Linked DNA regions of Mus musculus: region 2 is linked to region 1. Evidence: chromatin loops called from intact Hi-C (ENCODE). Cell type or tissue: left cerebral cortex. All regions are shown on one strand.

Evidence for each region. A loop is a pair of places that touch in the nucleus more often than their neighbours do. Peaks named below come from ENCODE experiments on the same cell type or tissue, not always from the same donor. Only the 100,000 strongest peaks of a DNase experiment are listed, where the experiment ranks them.
Region 2: a loop joins it to region 1, with 2.9 times the contacts of the local background. A loop is called at or near these places in 2 of 42 quality-filtered maps.

The regions. Positions count from the first base shown.
Region 1 is chr5:110,591,837-110,596,836 of GRCm38, forward strand. Galnt9 (polypeptide N-acetylgalactosaminyltransferase 9) reads left to right here. Exons shown (of 11, transcript NM_198306.3): 5 at 4,230-4,427. Among named protein-coding and RNA genes, the nearest start is that of Galnt9, 50 kb to the left of the region's middle. In left cerebral cortex, no CTCF peak of the experiment used is centred here; DNase peaks (open chromatin) are centred at 2,864, 3,761 and 4,272.
Region 2 is chr5:110,541,730-110,546,729 of GRCm38, forward strand. Galnt9 (polypeptide N-acetylgalactosaminyltransferase 9) reads left to right here and starts at 2,626. Exons shown (of 11, transcript NM_198306.3): 1 at 2,626-3,213. The coding sequence starts at 2,973. In left cerebral cortex, a CTCF peak has its summit at 3,053; DNase peaks (open chromatin) are centred at 2,556, 3,064, 3,349, 4,213 and 1 more place; H3K4me3 peaks cover 2,844 bases; H3K27ac peaks cover 2,604 bases.

The DNA.
Region 1 (5,000 bases):
TTTGAATTGTGCAGACCTGGCCCAAGAGGTTTCAGAGGAGAATTTCAATGTATGGAGTAAAAACTGTTTTGTTGTGCTTCAGTTAAAAAAAAAAAATGTGGCTGCTTTTTACCATTATCTGAAGAGTCTGCCTGAGGCTAAAGTGAAGAGATTCAGATTAATTGCATTGACAAAGGAAGTCTCAGAAATGCTCATCATAGACTTTGTTCTCTGGTTAAGTCTCGTGAAGAGCATTTTAAACAAGCATAGCAACTTGAGAAAGGAAAAATAGAAAATGTATGGTTCAAGTATTAAAGGAGCACCAGGAAGCGAAATGAAGCTGAATCCTGTGTTCAAGGATATTAAATTGAATTAAGGGAGTAGTGACGTTGGGGCAAGTTCCAACCCAGCTAAGTTTAGGTGCAGGCATAGTAATATAAGCCTTTAATCCCAAGAGGCAAAGGCAAGCAGTTTTCTGAGTTCAAGGCCAGCCTAGGACAGAGCAGGTTCTAGGTGAAGAAAAGCTTAAGTCTAGGTGTGGTGGTACATACCTAGCATTCAGGAGACAGAGCCATGCAGATCTCTGGGTTCAAGGTCAATCTACCAAGCAAGTTCCAGGATTGCCGAGCTTAGGCAGTGAAGAAGCTGGAAAACAGAAAGCAATAATGTAATAGAACAATGGAGCCATGTTCCAGCCCTAGCAAGCAGCAGAACTCAGCAGTTTCATCCATTTGGCTCTGGTCTTAGAGTGAGAAATTGAAGAGACTACTGGGACAATTGATGCTGGTTAGCTGGAGCTAAGAAATTATCCCTGGTTAAGAAGAGAACAGCATCACTGAGGTGAAATCATCTGGGAAGTGTTTTCTGAGAGTGCAAAGAAGCTGTGTTCCAGAGATAGCTAAGCTTGTATGTACCTCATGCTGCAGCTGGACTTGGTAATGTATAAGAGACACCCAGGTCGTACTGGTTTTGAAGGCATGAAGGCATCATGAAGAACAGTTGAGACTTGGCACTGTGAGAGGCCATGGGAAGCTATTGGTGAAGGTGCAGCCTCAGTTGCAGTTGACAGCCCTGGACTGAACGGGTCATGCAAAGGATTTGCAGCTCAGCAATATAAAGAGAGCCTATGAGAGGCTGTTGGTGAAGTCTAGTTGTAGTGGAAGACCCCATTGTATTGGAGATGCCAGTAACACGGGATGATCACCAAGAACAGCAGCAGCAGTGGAGTGGATCAACCTGAGCTTTGAGTGCAGAGGGCAGAGATGGAGAAGTGACGCCAGCCCTTTGGAGAAGCCCAGAATATCACGTGTGTATCCCAGAAATTGAAACAAGAAGCTGTAACATTGAAGTTGCCTTGGAGACCCCAAGATGTTCAAGATGCCAATGCCTTAGGCTATCTGCTGAGGAAAACTACTAACAGGGAGTGGAACCAGCACAGGAGAAAGTTTGTTGCAGTCAACAAAGATGAAAAAGTTGGAGATCTGAAGACTGCTTTGACATCAGACATGGAGATGCAGAGTTCGGGGTTTGCCCAGCTAGTTTCCTGTCTTGCTTTGGGAATTACAGTTAAATGATCTCTGAATTTTGGACTTTTAACATTTTTGAGACTGGTATAGACTATGGTGGCTTTGGAAGTTGGACTAAATGTATTTTTTATTTTGTTATGGATAGGTATGGCTTCACAAGCCTATGGGGGCCAAGAAGTGGATTATGATGGTTTGTATATGCTTGGCCCAGGGATTGGCACTATTAGTGGGTGTGGCCCTGTTGAAGTAGGTGTGTCACTGTGGGCATGGGCTTCAAGTCCCTCCTTCTAGCTGCCTGGAAGCAAGTCTTCTGCTAGCAGTCTTCAGATGAAGATGTAGAACTCTCAGCTCCTCTTGCACCATGCTCCTGCCTTGATGATAATGGACTGAACCTCTGAACCTGTAAGCCAGCCCCAATTAAATGTCATCCTTATAAGGGATATCTTGGTCATGGTTTACAGCAGTAAAACCCTAACTAAGACAACAGTGAAGGAACCACACAGGACCAAGTTACTGGGAACATCCAGTTGTCTATTTCCAGGAGAAACAAAAACGCAGAGTTTTGTATTACTTCTCCCACCTTTTTAAAATGTATATATTTATTTTATGTATATGAGTGTTCTATCTGCATGTACACCTGCATGCCAGAAGAAGGCATCAGATCCCATTATAGATGGTTGTGAGCCACCATGTGGTTACTGGGTGCTGACCTTAAGTCCTTTGGAAGAACAGACAATGCTCTTAACCACTGAGATATCTCTCCAGCCCTTCTCCAACATTTAAAAAAGAAATTTAAGTTGCTTTTTGTTTATTGTGAGCACACACACAGGAGCACACCACAGTGTACGTGTGGCGATCAGAGCACAAGTTAGAGGGATCAATTCTCTCTCTCTACTATGTGGGTCCCAGGGATTGAATTCAGGCTTGTCAGCAAGCACCTCTCCCTTTTGAGCCATCTCACTGGCCCACCAACTCGTTTTTTAAGTAGAGAAATTCATCATGGTGCCAACCTTGGGGTTGGGGGCCTGAGAGCTACAGAGGGGCTCAGTGCACAAGTGTGTGGAACTACCCACCCGTGTGTGGTCCCAGAGCCCCTGAGGGTCCCCAGGGAACTGGGGGTTTCTGGATATATTTAGCTCCTGATAGTAGAACAGCATTTCCTGATTCACCCATTTTGGCTTGTCAGACAGGCTGCCTTGGAGGCAGCTTGTCTTGTAGAGCTACCATGATACCTCAGCTATCTCAAATACCCTGGCTATGACTCAGATGGTTGTGCTCAACGGGTGTTTGACAGTCCTGCCTCCTTCTGTTCTCCATACTCCCATGCCTCCCTCCTCTGCCACTCTGTGATGCGGCTCTTCTCTCTTTCATCTTTCTGTCACATCCTCGAATCACACGTCACCAGCTACCCTTCCGCTAGAGTCTCCTCGTACTGTGGTGTGGGTTGTGCACCGTTACAACAGCCGACACTATCTACCATCATCTCCCTGAGTATAGTAGGCACTTAGGAGAGCTGAATTTATCAGCCAGAATGCATGACTACATGCATTTTACCTACATGACTCTCATTTTCATAATTTCATTATTGGAATCCCCACTACCTGGGAATAGTATGCTCCTAGCATGGCCTTTATTGCAGATCCTACAGAAATGGCAGAAACAGCATTTGCAGTGTCTCTGGTGGGCTTTGTTCATTCATTGATGATGAGGTAGGTCAATAGAGGCTCACCTAGAGGGACAAGCCTGCCCCTGACAGAATAAGGTGATGGGCCCTCCCCATACGGCCCTGACTCCTTATCCTTCCATTGCTGTAGCACACAGACCCTCAATCCACTAGTCACCTCAATCTCAGATCTTAGGTGAACCCAGTTTGGATACAGCTCTCTACCTTGTGGGTAGATTACATGTCTTTGACCTTGTCCTTGTGGTAGATAATATGTCTTTAAAGGCTGGGGCTGTCCCTGTCCCCTCCAAGACACTGCATAGGCACCAGCCCAGCTGATGTCATGGATTGAATACCTGCTGCCTTGGCCTTTAGAGCCTCTCTTGCCCTTCTCTCCTATGGCCCATCCCCATGCATACTGGACATGTGCAGATGGCTGGTGAAGTTGCTCTGTCTGTGCATCCACGCTCCCTAGCATCCTCCCACTCAGTACTCAGAGTACTCCTCCCTGGGTATCATCTAGAACTCAGCGCTCACCCCGCTCACCGCTTCCTGTTTTCCATAGCGCCTTTCCCCTCCCACACATCCTCTACCCAAGCCTCGTCACCCTCATCCCCCTAACCACGGTCTGTTGTGTAGGCTGTGCATCGCACGCAGTATATGTAAGCACCATGAGGCGTGGATAATTTTTTTCCTTTTAATTTTATGAATGCAATCTGTTACAGTAAGTGTGGCCCACAACAGATCTTCAGTTAACATTTGAAAATGGACATATTTACCACAGGTACAGGAATAGAAGGAAGAGTAGGTTTAGGCTAAGAAGTCTCTCTGTGTAGTCCCAGGGCCCTAGCTGACCCATGGAGGTGACCAGGCTTGGGTCAGGGCAGTATTGTGGGTTAGCCCTTCCTAGTAATCCAAGTCTACCATGACTGACTGGGTCCTACGCTCAGCTAGATACCAGGCCCAGCTGAAGGGTCTGAACTCATGGCCAGTGGGGCTCCTTCCTTGGGCTGCCGAGGGGGGTTTGGGAGGCTCTTGTTCATTGCCAGTACCTTTCCCAGGGCTGAGCCCGCCCTCGCACGGATCCAGGAGGACCGCCGGCGCATCATCCTGCCAGCCATCGACAACATCAAGTACAGCACGTTTGAGGTACAGCAGTACGCCAGCGCCGCCCACGGCTACAACTGGGGCCTGTGGTGCATGTATATCATCCCTCCGCAGGACTGGCTGGACCGAGGTGACGAGTCAGCGCCCATCAGGTGAGCCAGGGTCAGTGTGGGAGTTGGGAAGTTCCACCAAAGCTGGCTCAACACCAAAGGGAGAATCGTTTCCAAGTGTCCCTACTCACAGGGGCAGGGAGTGCCAAGATTACAGAATAGCCATGGTCAGGGGACATGGACAGGGCTGGCTCAGATCCAAGTCCAGAATGATGACCAGGTCAGATTAGATTGTTGTCTGGCTGTGTGATCTTGGAGAAAGGAGAGGTAGAGAGAGGAAGAGAGAGACTAGAGGAGATAGCAATGGAGAGGCAAGGTCAGAGACAGACAGGTTGAGTGAGTGACAGAGAGTGAGACAGAAACGGAAAAACAAGACAGACTGAGAGACAGCAACAGAGGGAGACACAGACTGAGAGACAAAGAAAGGGTAAAGGTCAGAGACATGAAAACACAGCCAGGGACAGAGAAAGTCAGAAACAGATAGAGACAGACAGAGATAGAGAGACAGTGAGGAAAGAGAGGCATAGAGGAAAGAGACTGAGAGAGACAGAGAGGAGGAGAGATAGAGACACAGAAAAGCAGATAGCAGCGGAGAGCAGAGGAGGCAGCCATGGA
Region 2 (5,000 bases), 50 kb before region 1:
CCAGAAAGCATCGTCTGAATACTTTGAGGATGGCTCTCCCTGTGGGAAACATCCAAGGAACATCTCCTGTACCCCTGGCCAGTGTGACAGAATCTGCAACCTCAGCTGTCTTTCCTGGACTGGCTGTGGGGCAATCCCTTTCCTCTAGTATAACAGTATATATCCTCTTGGTAGCCTTTTCTATCATTTTTTGTCTGTATTTGGGTGAGGTAATTGCATAATAGAAATCTCTTAATAATTATAAGGTGGGTTTATTAAAAACATATGATGGAATTGAAATAATGATTATTGAATCAACTGAAAACTTAGAGAAATCTTTATGACAAATGGAATAGAAATCATGCAGTCTCCCCGGGGCACATAATTATTCTCAGAATGGTGCATAATGCACACTGACTGAGAAAGTAGCCCTTGCAAGAATGGATTAGGGAAGTTAATGAATACACACGGATATGAAGACATTAGTTCAGGAACTCATCTATGTAGATGCCAAAACCCGAAGTAGTTAGAAAATAGAAAAGGTTGGTCAAGATTCAACCAGATTTAGTGCCAGTGGAATAAATTTTATTATGGCAGTGATTGTTCGGGACAGAAATAAAGATATTGTCCTTGTAGATTTGGATAAAAGCTTGTGGTAGGTGTTTAAGACACAGTGCCAACCACAATGATCACAGAGATGTGCTTAATTATGAGCCTGTAAGTTTAAATATCTGCCTGGGGAAAATAAAGCATACGAGAGAGAAACTTACAGAGAAAACTGCAGAGAATTTTGATCTGGTTTCTTGGAACATGTTTGAGGAAATAAAATTGAAACTGTATGTTTTATGACTTTGAAATGAAATAAATACAGAGAAGCTTGAGGTATCCAGAGCCTTCTGTACAACAAGCTTGTGGTCACCTTCATTGTGCCAACACCACATCTACGTCCCTGGGGATTTAAAATCTGCAGGCGTTAGACTCCGGCAATTTCTTTTTTCTTCTTTCTTTTTAATTTTTAGAGACAGGGTTTCTCTGTGTAGCTCTAGCTGTTCAGGAACCCACTCTGTAGACCCGAGTGGCCTTAAACTCATGATTTCTCCTGCCTCTGCCTCCTTCAGCAAATCCTACCTGTGTGTGTCACTACACAGGCCACATTTTCTTTGACAGGAAGGAGAGACTTAGAAAAGAAGCAGTGTGGCTTTTATTCCCGCTGCTTCCACTGAGAAGTTGGATGTCTCTAAGCTACACAGAACACATTGGCTTGTGGAGAAGACAGTGTGGAAAAGAATGCCTGAACCAAGAGCCAAAGCCTCTACCCATTCCCCCGAATGTGAACAGATATGACATGGACATACACACACACACATATATACATAGAAACTGCACACTGTGAACATACAAACACACACATGTATCACATACACATAGCACACGTGGATAATCACAAGGACACAGCACATGTATGCATATATATGCACCCACATGCAGACACATCACATACTACTCATGTGCTTGTACATTATGAAGACATCCCACGTATATGCACACACATATACAACATGTAGAGACATATCAGACACACTTTGTACATGTGCACATTCATATACAAAGGAAAGTTACGAACGCAGAAACACATGTGTAACACAGACACAAGCACATATCCATGAACACATATGCAAACACATGGGCACATACACAGTGAACGCATAAACGTGCATGCTTATACATGATATATGTGTGCGCACACACACGAGATACATGCATGCACAAATACTCATGCTGAACCAAGAGCTACAAAGTCCCACAGACCTTGTCCTTCTATGAGCAGAGCCCACCACAAAGTAAGCTCCTCGGAAATGCTCCATCATTTATTCATTCCACAAATATTTGCTAAGTACCAGCTACGTGTCAGAAACCATTTCAGGCACTGTAGATTCAGTGGTAGCCAGGTATAAAGGAGAAGCTCACAGTCTGTGTGATTCAGGCTCACAGCCCAGGCTGTGTGACTTCTGCCATCTCTCCTCTGATCCCAGCAGTCTCATCTACAACTGTTTGTTTGGGGCTAAATTAGAGATGGAGGGGCAGGTGTTTGTTGTTTTTCTTCTGGCTGAGCGTGCACCTGAACTCTGAGGACTTGGGACACCTGGTCAAGATTTGTGTTTCCTTTATTTGTTTGGCCTGATGCTACAATAGGATCGCTCAATCTACAGCCTACTCTACTCTCCTTTCTTATCCTTTGGTCCCAGAAGAGGGCAACCAATCAGGTTAGGTTTGACAAGGAGCGGTGGGCAGGCAAATCTAGGTGGCTCTGACTCATTACTGCACAAAGGCACCTCACCACACCCCAGCGTGCACCCCACAGCACAGTCCTGACCGGCGTTCCCTAAGGCTTCGTGTTCCTAGGGGTCAAGTCTGGGTTTTGTCCCCTAAAATAAGCCCAGGCGCGGAGGGCGGTCTGAAGCTCGGAGTGGTGCCGCGCCCTGGGCCTCGCTCCACGTGGGCCTATCCTGGCCAGGGGTGGCGCGCGGGATCGGTTTGGGGCGGCGGGCGGGGCAGCGGGCGCCGCGTGCATGCTGATGAGCGCAGGCCGCGTCACTGCGCACCGGCGCCGTGGTTTCGGGGCGCGCAGGAGCGGGGCGCGCAGGAGCCGAGCGCACAGGAGCGGGGCGCGCAGGAGCGATCGGGGCGCGCAGGAGCGGGACGCAGCAGCTAAGGCCTCGCGCTGCCTCCCGGCCCAGGAAGCTCCCGGCGGGCGGGCCCTGCTGACTATGCGGGCGGCGCCCTGTACCCGCATCCCCGGACGGTTTCTGCGCGCTGAAGAAGGGCGGGTCGCGGCGGCCTGGCTCGTGGAGCCCGCGCGGTGGTGCTGAAAGAACAGCTCCCGCCCTTGCCCAGCCCATGGTCCCCACCGCGGCCGGCCGCTCCCAGGCTCCTGCGGCCCCGGGGCCCCGGGGATGCCCGGCGGGTGAGGCGGCCCCGTCCGAGCCGCGCTCATGGCGGTGGCCAGGAAGATCAAAACTTTGCTGACGGTCAACATCCTGGTGTTCGTGGGCATCATTCTCTTCTCGGTGTACTGCCGCCTGCAGGACCGTTCTGAGGCGCTGGTGCAGGTCGTGCGAGGCACCGACCGCCGGATGCGCAATCGGCTATCCAAGGCGAGTGCTCTGGCCGACCGTGAGGCCATCCTACAGCGCCTGGACCATCTGGAGGAGGTGGTCTACAACCAGCTGAATGGTGAGCCGCGGGATGGAGGGGAGGCAGGGTCCCGTGTTAGGACACTACTCTATCCAGGAGTGGCTGTCCACACCCATCCCACAATATCTTCCAGGGTCCCGAGTGGAAGCTACCCTGGGTCCTGTAGAGGAAATGCTGGAGGCCTTCATTGGCAGAGGGCGGCGGTAATAGAGCGACTGCATTATCTACTCATCCTGTGAACACTTGGGAACTGTCCCTTGCCTCCCGCATAATGCCTCCAAAGTTACTACCCAAGAGAACTCTAACTTCTCAAGGAAGAGCCTCTGAGGAGTTGGCAGAAGGGTAGTGAGGGGCTCAGGCAATACCTAGATCCACAGTGAGGGAGGTCCAGACCGTGCCTAGGTTCACATTCAGGAACCAGAGGTACCTTACAAAGCTGTGAGGGTGAAGGTGACACCGAGGTTCCCTGCAAGGACCCAGAGAGCCTTTCCAAGCTGTGGGTTTAGACCGGACTCACTCCTCTCCCTGGAGATACGGAAGGAGGGGGTGATTACTGCCCATCTAAAAGTGATTGATCCCATCTTCCTCTGCATGGCACAGTGCGTGTCTTGTCTATTACAGTGTGACCTCTGGCCTGGAGAGCCACCTTTCAAGGATGCTCAGGGCTCCTGCAGAAAGTTCTGTTGTGGGAGAAACGGAAGGCACCACTGGTGCTGTGTGGAGAGATGGAGTCAAGTGTCCAGCAGAACTGGGTAGGAGCGGAGTGTTCACGTGGACTGAGGTCAGGGTGCCTGGGAACCTCTGAGGCACCAAAGTTTCTGCTTCTGGTGACCTCTTTGCTTTTCTGTGAGGAAAAGAGGGAACTCAGCATCTTTGTCACAGCAGGTCACAGTGGATGGTTGTAGCTGTTGGGAATGGAATATTTTACATTTTGGGTGTAGGATGAATGCACCAGCTCTGTCCCCAAGGACAGCTTTGTTAGGCTTCAGGAAGGAGACAATTGGTGCATGCCTGCAGCTCCAGCAGGCTTCTGTTCTGCGAAACAGCCCCAGCAAACCTCTTTCTGCAAGTGCTAGGAACTGGCTTCACTAGGCAGTGACTAGGTTGGGTGGGCATCTTCATCAGGGCTCAGGTCAAAAGTTTTAAGGGTCACTGGGGTCTCCTGAGAGAACTGGGTTCCAGGCAAGTGCCATCTGGGTTCCAGGTGGCTCGGGTATCCTCAGATAACAACCCCCCCCCAGCAGCTCCTGGACCCCCTAGCCATCCTGACCAGCCCTGTGGCTTCTCCATCAGCCACTCAGCTGAAGGCTCAGAGGAAGAAAGTTGAGTTGGAGCAGTGGCTTGGCCTCGCCACCAAGTGTGATTCATCTTCTGGAAGACGCTGGGTCCCGTAATAGCACGGAGCTTTATTGAAGTGTATTTGCCAGGGTGTTATGGTCTGTTTTATGGGGCGAACCAGAGGATTATATAAAAACATTGGCACCGTTTGCGCTTGTGTAACATCACGCTGGCCGGCCAGCCTCATGTGCTGTTTCCTTCCCTAGTTCCCCAAGGACAAGAGGGGCCAGTATTTGGTGAAAGGAAAGCTGGGACCCTCGATCACCTTTCCTGACATTGAGACGGGCAGAATGAAGTTCTTCCCTCTGGCTTATCTCCTCCCTGCTCCCACGCTCCTGACAGCTTCTTGCTTCTCTTCTCCCATTCCCTCCTTTCGTCACCTTTCCTTTATAGTACCTTTTCCTCCACCCCTCACTAAATCCCTTCCCTTTTCTTTTCCTTCTCTGGGCTGAAACAGCCATGCCCTCCTCTCTGATTCATAAGCTTAG